Regions from separate parts of the Mus musculus genome. Here all the other regions are linked to region 1. The links are chromatin contacts, found by POLR2A ChIA-PET in ENCODE. All regions are on one chromosome and are shown on one strand. The core of a region is the stretch at or near the end of the contact, and the rest is flanking DNA. Distances in the headings are between cores, read along the strand shown.

What was found. ChIA-PET counts read pairs that join two places held with the same protein, here RNA polymerase II (POLR2A).
Region 2: POLR2A ChIA-PET joins it to region 1 with 10 read pairs in Patski. The contact joins the promoter of Pde4a here to the promoter of Raver1 in region 1. POLR2A ChIA-PET finds 5 or more read pairs at or near these places in 4 of 5 experiments (Patski and embryonic stem cell).
Region 3: POLR2A ChIA-PET joins it to region 1 with 36 read pairs in embryonic stem cell. The contact joins the promoter of Icam1 here to the promoter of Raver1 in region 1. POLR2A ChIA-PET finds 5 or more read pairs at or near these places in 4 of 5 experiments (Patski and embryonic stem cell).

What each region holds. Positions count from the first base shown.
Region 1 is chr9:21,090,328-21,094,350 of GRCm38, forward strand. Raver1 (ribonucleoprotein, PTB-binding 1) reads right to left here and starts at 1,672. Exons shown (of 13, transcript NM_027911.4): 1 at 1,432-1,672. The coding sequence starts at 1,650. It overlaps Gm38431 (predicted gene, 38431), which reads right to left and starts at 1,681. Exons shown (of 17, transcript NR_038081.2): 1 at 1,432-1,681.
Region 2 is chr9:21,163,529-21,167,551 of GRCm38, forward strand. It overlaps Pde4a (phosphodiesterase 4A, cAMP specific), which reads left to right and starts at 2,186. Exons shown (of 15, transcript NM_183408.3): 1 at 2,186-2,704. The coding sequence starts at 2,400. Gm36118 (a long non-coding RNA gene) reads right to left here and starts at 2,140. Exons shown (of 3, transcript XR_870565.1): 1 at 1,401-2,140.
Region 3 is chr9:21,013,877-21,017,899 of GRCm38, forward strand. It overlaps Icam1 (intercellular adhesion molecule 1), which reads left to right and starts at 2,064. Exons shown (of 7, transcript NM_010493.3): 1 at 2,064-2,225. The coding sequence starts at 2,159.

The DNA.
Region 1 (4,023 bases), core at 422-2,921:
CAAGCAGAAGCCGGGGAGTCACTGGGCAAGGCCGCCTACAGGTGGACCCTCCATTCAAGCAGATAAATGAATAGCTGTTTGTCCATACAGCTATCTTCTACAATCTATCTTGTGCAGGGCAAGACTGCAGATTACATGCTAGGAACACCAACAACTCAAACTGCACACCTTCAAGGAGGCTGCCCAACTTGTCTGATTCCCCTGTGCAAGGTTGAAACCGGTCCACAGCTAATTATGAAGCCATTTTCTCCAAGAGGAAAACAGCTGAGGCTGTAAGAAGTGAAACACACAAACTATCATGACAACAGGGGGCATGCTACCCAGGGGTACCTGGCCAGGGCTGTCATGACAACAGGGGGCATGCTACCTGACCAGGGACCCCACTCACTTATCTGACCCTACACTGTGTGGGTGCAGGGGCCACCCAAACTCCCTCATGTTGACAGGGCTGCTGTTTTGAATGCTGGCTTCCAGGGCAAGTTGCCTGGCTTCCTTGCACCAAATGACCTGTGTATGAGCCCAAGGAGATAGGGCTGGCAGTTCCAGATATGCAGGACACCATGCACACAAGTGTCTATTCCTTGTCTGGTCCTTTATTGTGTTCCCCAACACCTCTGCAGCTTCACTAGCCATGTGCCTATAGAGCAGGGGGTACTAGGGTGAGCCAGTGAGCAGACAATTTAGCAGCAATCAGAAAGGGCCTATCCCACCACCACCGGGCAGGGCAACAGAGATACCACTTTCTTGGGTCCAAAGAGCATTGCACACCCTGCTCTACATGGGTTCCCAATAGAAGGGCAGTCCCGGCAGACAAGATTAGCCACAGGGAAGTGCCACAGAATACAACCCCCGCCCCCCACCGCGGCATGTTCATGTCGAAAGGAGACTTCATTTTCCCAAATCAATTCTAGTAGGCATTGAGGGATGCAGCTCCAACTTCCGGGTCTACCTCTAAAAGGTGTCGATTATGCTTGATAAGAAAAGCCATGCTCTTAATTCTGAAACTTCCAGATTTGAGCTCCTGTCACCCGAAGGCAGAGGAGGGAAACAACCCTCTGAATATGCATGGGTCAGTTGGAATCTATTTCAATCAATCTATTCACAGTCTCCCGTACATATTTCAGCAGGGCCACAGCTGCCTGCCCCTTCCAACTACCTGCAACCTTCAACCACTTGGCCTCTCCCAAGTCCGATGGTCGCCCCTAGCAACGTCGACCAGCACTTTAAAGTGTTTTCTTTTTTTTCTTTTTCCTAACCATGCCCTTTCCACTTCGTTCTTAATGTTTCACGACCCTGGGAGAGGATATGACACTGGGGAGAGCCCCCACTCACAGCAGCGTTGGTACCGCCCGGTTTCCACCCCCCCGCCCGCGTGCGCGCGCACGCGCACCGTGGTGTTTCCCGCCACGCTCTCACCCCCACCCCCCATACCTGGTTGGTCACGTCCCCCGGGAGGCCTCGGATCAGTATCTTGCGGCGGTTACGGAACTGGCGCTCAGTGTGTTCCAGGCGTTTCCGGATCTCTTCCGGATCGAGCGGCGGCAACTCTTGTTCGGGCGCCCGGCGATCGACGGTCTCGGGAGTTTCCGCTTCGGCCTCCGCCTCTGGGCTCAGCGGCGGCCGGTGAGTAACGGACACGTCGGCCGCCATCTTGGGAAACCCGGCGCCTTCTGGGACCAGCGAGCTCAGGGCGGAGCGACATAGAGCGGCAAGGAGGTCGCGTGTAGTGATTGGTTGGTGGAAGCCCCGCCTCTCTCCCGGCCCCTTTCAGCGTATTGGCTAGAACCAGCCCCGCGAGCGTTGCCCCCTTCCCCTGACTCTGGGCCATTGAATAAAAGGGCGGAGCTGCAACATGGAGCCGCCTTACAAGGCAGGATTGAGAATAGGCAGGCGTGAATCCCTAACACCGCCTTAAGAGTTGGTCAGGTGCACACACCTGTAATCTAAGCCCTTTAGAGGGGAAGGCAGATCTTATGATGTCATCCACAGTTACAACGGAAATCAAATTCATGAGGATCCTGTCTCAAAAGAGAAAATGAAACGACAGACAAAAATTAGGTGTACTGATGTACGCATGCAATTCCAGCACTTTAGAAATGGAAGCTGCCAGGCAGTGATGGCGCACGCCTTAAATCCCAGCACTTGGGAGGCAGAAGTAGGTGGATTTCTGAGTTCGAGGCCAGCCTGGTCTACAGAGTGAGTTCCAGGACAGCCAGGGCTACACAGAGACATCCTGTCTCGAAAAACCAAAATGGAAGCTGCAGGACTTGAAGTTCAAAGTCATTCCCTACTATACAACTCAAGTTTGAGATAAACCTGATTCAAAAAAGAAAAACAAACAACCAAATAACAACGACAAATGCTGGCATTATTTTCAGCACTCTGAAGGCCTAAGCAGCCTGGTCTACATAGTAAGTCAGGGTTTCAAAAAACAAAGAAAAAAAGGACTAACTGCTAAGCATGGCAACCCCTGAGTTTCATTTCCAGCAGACTTGGTAGGGGTAGTAGAGATAGACAGCACAGGAAGCAAAAAGTTAAACAGGAGCTGGGGAAGGAACTGGCAAAAGACACAAGGAAGAAAAGATCAGCAGTTTATAATGACAGACATGGATCTCTCTAGCACCAGAAAACTACTTTCAGGAGTCTATGGGCAAGTGCTAATGTGTGTGTGTGTTTGTCTTTCATGACAGGGTTTCTCTGTGGCTGTCCTGGAATAACTTACTCTGTAGACTAGGCTGGCCTTGAACTCACAGAGATCCACCTGCCTCTGCCTCCAGAGAGCTGGGATTAAAGGTGTGCACTATCATGCTGAAAGTTTTATTTTAAAGATTTATTTTTATATTTTTTAATGTGAGTACATTTAATGTGTGTCACTCTCTTCAGACACACCAGAAGACGGCATCGGATCTCATTACAGATGGTTGGGAGCCACCATGTGGTTGCTGGGAATTGAACTCAGGACCTCTGGAAGAGCAGTCAGTGCTCTTAACCACTGAGCCATCTCTCCAGCCCTTGAAGGTTTTATTGATCTGGAACTTGATACGGCCCAATCCTCCTCTCAGTCTGGACCTTGGTCTTCCCCTGTCTCAGGACAACTTACCCTGGGCTGTATCTTTGGACGACAGTGTGCTGAGAGACACAGAGGTACTTCTGTTTCTCAAGTGGTAGCAGCCACTCGGGTTCTGCATCCTGAGGGTGTACACTGACGCCACTGCAGTGGTCACCATCCCTAGGGGCATGAACACCCCCATAGTGATGTTGGCCATCCTGGCCTTGATCGGCACAGAGAGACCCAAGTGCATATGTGTGTCCTGGGTTCCTGCTGAACTTGCCCCTGTAGACCGTACAGGTTCCTCCGTTACCTTGAATGTCAGTCACTGTGAGCAAGGTGTTCTTGGGCCAGTTTCCTGGCAGTGATAGGTGCCGTCGTGGTTTAGGTTGACAAGTAATGAGGTACCCCATGCCTGGTGCCCTCATGCCGGAGCTTTGGAGCTCATGGCCTTGGGCCTGGCACTGCAAGGTGTGCTGTAAAACCCTCAAGGTGCACGTGGCCAGGCCCTGCCCCCCTGGCTACTCTAAACGTGGGTTCTAACCGCTGGTGTCTAAATGGCCAGGTGCTTGCCCCAGACAACCAAGCCCTGCCCCAGACAACCAAGCCCTGACCTACAACAGAGATTTAAAAAAACAAAAAACACCAAGATCAGGCCATAGAATCCCACCAATTCCCGAGATTGTCCAAAGATCAGGCCATAGAATCCCACCAAACCGCAGACATCCTGGAAAGCCTCTTTATATAAAGCCTGTCTCCTACTCAGCTCTTAGCTGCTGTCTCCTGAGCAAAGGCAGCCACTCTCTTGTAGTTTTCCCATAAATCTCTTGTATGAGGTTTGTTGTGTGGTATGACTTTGTGGTATTCCTTGACTTCTGACTGCCAAGATGCCTTTCTATCTGAGCTGTAACACTTAGAGTAGGAATCCTACCTTTGTAACACAGAGTGCTGGGGACATTTGGCATGATCAGTCT
Region 2 (4,023 bases), core at 936-3,435, 74 kb after region 1:
CAGATCTTGTTATGGATGGTTGTGAGCCACCATGTGGTTGCTGGGATTTGAACTCTGGACCTTCGGAAGAGCAGTCGGGTGCTCTAACCCACTGAGCCATCTCACCAGCCCAAGCCATGATACTTATTTCCAGATGAGAGTAAAGTCCCCCCTCCCACACTCCAGCCTCTATTTAGTTCAAGTCCAGCTTGATTCACCTCAGTCCTTGAGCCTTCAAATACCTGTAGCCTAGCCCTTGCCCAGTCCACACCTCCAGGTCACCGCCCTATGACCCTCGTCCAGAGCTGTGGCCCATGGTTACAAGGTAACAGCTGGGCAACGTGACACTTGCAAATGCTTGGGGGAAGGTTCCTGAGAAAAGTAGGGGAACAGATACAGTTCTGGCTTTGGGGAACACCTGGGGCTGTTGGTGGGGGGCCAGTTCTTATGCCGCGCTCCTTCACCCACGCTAGGAGTCCCCTCCTGCTAGAGAAAAGCGGTTGAGGAAGTTGGAAATTGGGAAAGGTTCAATTGCCTGTGTGTTAATAAGAACGGGGGTGGGGGCAAGAATACAAGGCTTGTCCCCCTAGACGACCAGGAGAGGTGATGTAGGGGGCGAGGGCTTGGGCCAAGGGACATTGCAGCACCTGAGCAGCGATCTAGCCTGGGAGGGAAGTGAGAAACGGGAGGGCACACAGCACTCCACCCCCCAGCCCAGCAGCCATCGGGGCTCAGCCAGAGCCGGGAGGAGGGATGGCGACTCGCTCGGATTCCCACTCGCTCTTTGCTCGTTCGCTCGGCACGGCGCTGAGGGAGGCGGGAGCGTGAGTCACGGCAACTCCGGATTTAGGTGCCGGAAGGGGGGTTCTGAGGGCGGGGGACGCGGGGAAAAGGCTCCGATTGTTTACTCGCCTGAAAACGTCAGGGGTGGGTTTCACCCTCCAATGCTCTCCTATCCCAGCTACCCCTCCCACCTGCCTCAGTTTACCTTTCGAAGAACAGCTTAAAGTCTTTAAAAATTAAAAGAAGAGGGGGCGGCGATTGGGCCAGCGGGATTCTCAGTGGGTAAGGGCGTTTGCCTCCAAGCTTGCCTATTTGAATTCGATTCCCAAGGCCCACTAGGGAATCGTTAGGAGAGAACTGACTTCTGCAGAATGTCCTCTGTCCTCTCCTATCCTCGGCATCTAATGGGTATTCGCAAGGACTGAGGGTGCACAGCTGGACCAAATCTTGCTGCAGTAGTTGAGATATGTAGCATTTGGATGATGAAGTGGGAGACTCGAGTTCCCATACACACACACACACACACACACACACACACACACACACACAAATAATGTAATTTAAAAATTCTGAAAGATAAGAGGTAGCGATACCTATATATTAGTCACAGGGGGACCCAAAGGGACACACTCCCATACCTCCAGATGCCTCCAGGCCGACCATACACCAACATGCGTCCTCAGTCACAGACAACTGAGGAAGAATCACGTGCACAACTCGCACCAGCATCCTCCCATTATAATGACAATACAGCGCCGGAGTGCGTGGGAAGGTGTGCACAGTCCTGGGCCACCGGAACAGACCCCACGGGACGCTCCGCCCTCCCGACGGGTCGTACACGTGCGCGCGCCTTCTTACACCCCCCCGACAGCAGCAGCGGGAGCAGTCACCACGTGCGCGCACACACTTCCAGGCGTCATCGAAAACATAGACAACCCTCGGAAGGGGCCACGTGCGCTCACATCCCGCCAGGCGGTGGAGGAGCCACACGCTGTCATTGGTCCTGCGTGCAATACTGTTAGCTTGCAGACACCGCGTCCTGGTGGCACGAGGACCACTCCCGCAAAAGGGGACCTGGGATAAAGGGTGACAGGGGTTCTAAAAACGAGGATACGACAGCCCCTGACTCCGCCCTAGCCTTGATGGATGCGGCTGAGTGACACCCCGCCAACCAGTCGGATGTCTTCGTCCCGATGCCATTAACCCTTTAACTCTTCGGTCCCTGTGCGTTGTTTGCTGCTCCAAAGGGCTCTTGGAGATTGGCGCGCGTTGGCGCCCCCTCCCCGGCGGGAATGGGTTGTGCGTGGGTGTGGAGGACCGCCACCCTCCTCTCCTTGGAGGAGGAGGGGGTGGCGCTGTGACAGTCGCCAGGCGGGCGGGCGGGTGGGGGGGCAGGGAGGGGCGGGCCGGGGCGGGGAGTCGCGGCTGGCGCCGGGTTCCGAGAGCGCAGCGGGCTCCAAGCGCCAGGAGGACACCGGCGCCGCCGCCGTCCGCGTTCTCCGTCCTTGGGCGCCATGGCCCCACTGAGGCCAGGAGCTCCCGTGGGTCCCCAAGCACCTCGGCCGTGGCGCCACTGAGCTCGGACAGGCCAGGGGACGTTTTTGCCCCCGGGCACCCCACAAGACAGAGCGGGAGCCATGGAGCCTCCGGCCGCCCCCTCGGAGAGGAGCCTGTCTCTCTCTCTTCCCGGGCCCCGAGAGGGCCAGGCCACCCTGAAGCCGCCCCCCCAGCACCTGTGGCGGCAGCCGAGGACCCCGATCCGCATCCAGCAGCGCGGCTACTCGGACAGTGCCGAGCGCTCAGAGCCAGAGCGCTCGCCGCACCGGCCCATAGAGCGCGCCGACGCCGTGGACACTGGCGACCGGCCAGGCCTGCGGACTACCCGCATGTCCTGGCCCTCGTCCTTCCACGGCACCGGTACCGGCGGAGGCAGCAGTAGGCGGTGAGACTCCCCCGGCGAGCGGAGCGCACAAGCGCTCGAGGGGCGCCACGCGCAATGCTGGCCAAAGGGGGCGCTGTGGGGCGGATGGGGGGGCCAGCGTGACCCGCGTGGGTGGAGAGAGGGGGCGCCACTGCACCAGAAGCCCTTTAACTTATGGGATACCCAGGGTAAAGTTGAGGGTCGGGGGGATCCATGCTGTTTTAGGGCTCTCTACAAGCTTAGCCAGTAATGGTACAGAGCAGCTGCTGGAATGGGAGTACCTCTTGGAGAGACTGACTGAGGCTGGACTAATTGTGGGGTGTCCTAGGGAACATTCGATAAGGGGTGACTGAAGAACCACGCTGGATACTTCCCATGGGGTAGCACACTAGACGCTAGTGGGTGGAGAATTGGATCAGGGCAGCCCTACAGTAGCTGGTGTTAGTCCAGGCTGTATTATGACTTGGAACAAGCCCTAGCCAGGCAGTTAGGGCTTCATGGCACCCCAAGGTGCCCCATGGACCTGTGCCAAGGGCATGTGAGGTCCCATCAAAGAAGAATTCCCACCTTTCTGAAGTGACAGATGAAGGTGTGTAGAGTAGCTGGGATTCCTGCCATGGTAGCCTCAGGGAGGGGTCTTCAGTTGTGTGTGACAGGCTGGGGCTGCCTGTACTTGGGGCTCTGCCTAACTCTGCTATGAAGACAGTGATTGTGACAGTGGCATTGTGCTTCTGGGCTTCTGTAACTGTCCCAGGGTGACTATGTTGGTGTCTGTCACAGAGCTGTAACAGCATGGCTGTATCTGTACTCCACAGAGTGCAGTTGTGACATGATGACAGTGATGGCTGGCTCTGCCATAGTGTCTGTGGTGGTGACAGAGTAACTGTGTCCTTGTGGGACCATGGTTAATGTGGCATAGTGACTGTTTGCTTCAAGGACAGCAGATCGACAGTTTCCATGTTCCAGGGGACACCTCCTTGCTGGCAGGATATGTTCCACAGACTCAGAGCTTTGGGGCTGTTATATGTGCCAACCTTCCCTGAGGCCCTGTGAGACAATGTGACCACTCTTGTGGTCAGCCGAGGCTGGCCTTGAACTTGTGACGGTCCTGCTTTGGCTTCCTAAGGGCTGAGATGGCAGATGCGCACCACTTTACCCAGCTCAGTCATGCTGTCACCTCTATCTAGTGGCAGCTCTAACAGTCATTACTCTGGCCGATAAGCCATGCATCATCTGCCCTGTGTACCTTAATTACCAGTGTCTTCTTGACATAGATAGTCCCAGTGATCACAGCCACTGTAAGTGGAGCCTCGGGGCTCTGACTGAGTTCACCAGGCCCC
Region 3 (4,023 bases), core at 814-3,313, 76 kb before region 1:
GTGTGTGTGTGTGTGTGTGTGTGTGTGTGTGTGTGTGTGTGTGTGTGTACTACATGCATGCTGGCTGCTTGGCATGGGTGCTGGGAACTTAATTTCAGTCCTCTGCAATAGCAGGATATACACTCAACCACTGAGCCACCTCTCCAGCCATAAGACTGTGTGTGTGTCCAGAAGAAAACATCAGATCGCTAGAGCTGGAGTTACAGATGGTTGTGAGCTGCCATGAGGGTGATGGGAATTGAACCTGTGTTCTCTGCAAGAGCACTTGCTCTGAACTGCTGACCCATCCATCTCTCCAGCCCCCAGTTTATGGTTCTTGAAGAAATCATGTCTTGTGGAACTGACCTTAAACTCATCCAGTCAGTCTCTGGTCTTGTTCCAGTGTACTCTTCAGTACACTTCCAGGCTGCTGCTGTATGCTGCTGGCTTCTCTGTTGAAGGAGTTATGTTCTGCTCATTGATGCTCCACTGAGGATCAAAGCAGGATTTTCCAATATTCAGCTCTTGGACCGATTGGTGCGCTCAACACAGAAGGTGCCGCTTTAAACAGTCAAACTAAAGACTGCATATGGGACCTTAGGGCAATGGAGTCTCAAACAGGTGAAATGAGGACCAAAGACTCTCAGTGACACCACTAGAAAAATCCACTCTGAGGGATTTCCCAGATTCCCTTGAGGTCACTCTGAAACTCCATCATAGTTGTCCTGGGGTAGAGATTGAGTGCCCGCTCCCCAGACACCCCCCCCCCCCAATCAAAACATCCCCGTGGAAATTCCTTAGGAATAACCAGGCTTCAGGCTTGGGTGTGGAGTGGCCTGGGAGCTGTGGGCTCTGGAGGAAGAGCACACGTGCATCTCGACCTCTCCCTTCCGCATCTGCAGCACGACCTCCTGGCCCAGGGCTGGTCTCCACAGCAACTGTATAGGCGTCTTAAAACAGGAAGCCTCGGGCGTCCAAAGGCCAGTAAGCAAGCCACTGGGTCTTGGAAGACTAGGGTTTGATATCTCTCTTTGTCCAATCTCATTGTTCAAGGTCTGCCTCAGTTTCACTGCGAAAAGCAAGAGCAGTGGAGCACGAGGCAGGATCGGGAGTTCAAGGTCATCCTCAACTACAGGGCGTTTGAGGTCACCCTGAGCTACTTGACACCTGACCTCAAGAAGAGACAGCAGGGGGAGAGATGAGAGGGGGAAGGGGAGAAACTAGCACGGGGCGGGGCCAGAGGATGGAGGAAGTGGGGGAAAGGAGTGAGAAGGAGAGGAAACCCCCCCATAAGGCGCGCTGGGGAGTGGGGGATCTCTGCTTTCTGAGAGGTGCCTCTCCTCTTCGGAGTTCTGTTTCTCATCCAGTCTAAGAAAGGGAGGTGCAGGGCTCCACGCCACAGGACCAGACATCTTCCTTCCTTTTGGGGGAGCTGTCAAGACGCCCCAGAAGTCAAAGCAGAAAAGGGGAACCGAGGCCGCGGGGGCGGGAGCAGTCGTGAGTGGGAGAAGGGAAGTGAGGACTGCCTCTCAGGCAGGACTTTCTCACAGCGGATCTGTCCGGGCCTGCTTGGATCGCTGCTTCATCTCTAGTGCCAAGTGGGTGGAGCATGGTCCTGGGGAGAGGGGCACCTCTGAATGGATGGCGTCCCCTAACGATTCCAGGGAGCCCTTATCCCCGGCAAGGGCATGTCTGGTGGGTTAAAGAGGCTTGCAGTAGTTGGGGAAATCAGGACTTGATTTCGGATCCCTGCGAAATGCCGAGCCTCAGTTTATCCCTTTGAGGGGATGGCGGTCCTGATGTCGCAGGGGACTAGGCAGTAGTCAATCAGTTAACCAGGAGGCGTGACTCCTGGAGGCCCGGGGCCTTCTCTCCGGACTCACCTGCTGGTCTCTGACACCACCTCCCCCCACATGTCATTACTTCAGTTTGGAAATTCCTAGATCGCAGGGGCCAGCGAGGCAGGACCACCCCTCTCTGCCAGGGCACAGTCTCCACCCGGAAATACCGAAGCCCTCGTTCCGGAGGGGAAGGCGCGAGGTTTCCCGGAAAGTGGCCCCGACAGCACCGCCCCTCGGCCCCCCGTGAGCCAGAGACTATAAAAGCGCCGCCCGCCTCAGTCTGCACCCAGTGCTAGTGCTGAGCTCCGCTGCTACCTGCACTTTGCCCTGGCCCTGCAATGGCTTCAACCCGTGCCAAGCCCACGCTACCTCTGCTCCTGGCCCTGGTCACCGTTGTGATCCCTGGTGAGTCCGAGGTGGGGTCGCTTTGGGGGGCAGGTCTCCAAACTCCAGGACCCAGAGCGCGGTCGAAATCCCTGCTTCCCGGCCAGCGGAACATCACATAAATTCAGCTGTTAACGGGAAGTGGGATTGGAAACCCAGGGTTGAAAACTAACAGCCCGGAGTTCGAATCCCACGTAGCATCACTCCATGGGTGGGTTACAGAACCCAAAATCTCGGTCTCTCTCTCTCTCTCTCTCTCTCTCTCTCTCTCCCTCCCAGTCCCTCCCTCCCTCCCCCTCTCTCTGTCCTCTCTCTCTCCCCCTGTCCCCCTCTTCCCCTCCCTTCCTTTCTTTCCTGTTTTGAGAATGATGCCTTGACACGTTAGCCTAGGCTGGCCTTGAACTCAGTCCTCAAGGCCTCGCGGCTCTTCGGGTTACAGGCTCAAAACACACTACTCTCCTAAAACATGCACGTTTAGAACCTGGGCTCATGGTCTGTGCAATGGGAACTGTGGTCACAGTCCTTGTCATGGGGCAGTCAGAATATGGCTGAGGTGGGGAACAGATGGTCTGAGGGGCTGGCCCGTCCTAAAGTGAATCTTGAGGTCCGGTTCCCTCCCCCACAGACACCCGTTCCTCATCCTCACCCCTGGGGAAGTCCAGGCTGCTTCTGCGCTGGGGAATTCCAGGGTTGGTGTACCCTGGAGCCAGAGTGAGCCGGCTCAGGACTCCCCACCTTGCTGCTGCCTGGGGGCGGCGCCTGCCGTCCTCCCAAGAGAGGAAGATTCAGAACTTGTTCAGCAGCTATCAGGAGGCTCCCGACTTGGATTCCCGCAATCCATAACTCCTAGCTGGATGACTTCTTCTTGCCTCAGGGTTCTCCAAGGAGCCCGAATAATTCCAGAAGTATTGAGGAGAGTTGCTAGCTGTTATAGCTGTTATTACCTCCACCAGACCACCAATCATAGCACTGGGATCTTTGCGTGTGTGGGGGGGTGAGGGTGGAGAGATGGGGGAGGGGAAAGCTGAGTTCAGTTTTTTGTTGTTGTTGTTATTGGTTTTTCTTGTTTTTTTGTTTTTTTTGGTTGGTCTTGTTTTTTTGAGACAGGATTTCTCTGTGTAGCCCTGGCTGTCCTACAACTTGCTCTGTAGACCAGGTTGGCCTGGGACTGAGACCTGTCTGCCTCTGCCGCCCCAATGGTTCCATCCCCCACCCCCATTCGTTGTTTACTTTAGTTAAGTGGTTACACTTTATTTACTTATTGTACAGGCATGTGCTAGTGCCACAGCAGAATTGTGGCGCTCAGAAGGCAGCTTGCAGGACCACTTCCTTCCTCCTCCCTCTGCAGGGGCTCCGGGGGCTGAGGGCAGGTGGTCAGGCTTGCTGGCAAGCCCTTTACTGGCTCAGCCTCTTGTTGGCTCCTTTTTTGATGTTTTCACATAGAAACCATGTTGGCCAGGCTGTGTACTCCAGGCCAGGCTAACTCCTGATCTTCCTACTCAGCCTCCCAAGGGCTTGGTTTACAGTCCTGCGCCTTCACACCCAGCTGCGGACAGGCCTCAAGTCTTTGCATAAGTTAGTGAATGCTCTGCTTCTGGGCCCCCTCCCACCCCCAGGACTGAGGGATAACCTCAGCCACCCAAGGAACAAAGCAGTGTCTTACTGTGTAGCTAAAGCTCACTGTATAGATCAGGCTAGCCTCAAACTCACGAGTCTCCTGCCTCCTGAGTGCTGGAATTAATGGTGTGTGCCACCACATTTGGCACTGGGGACACCGTGACCCAGAGGATCTTCTTATTTCACTCTCTTCCTCTTCGTG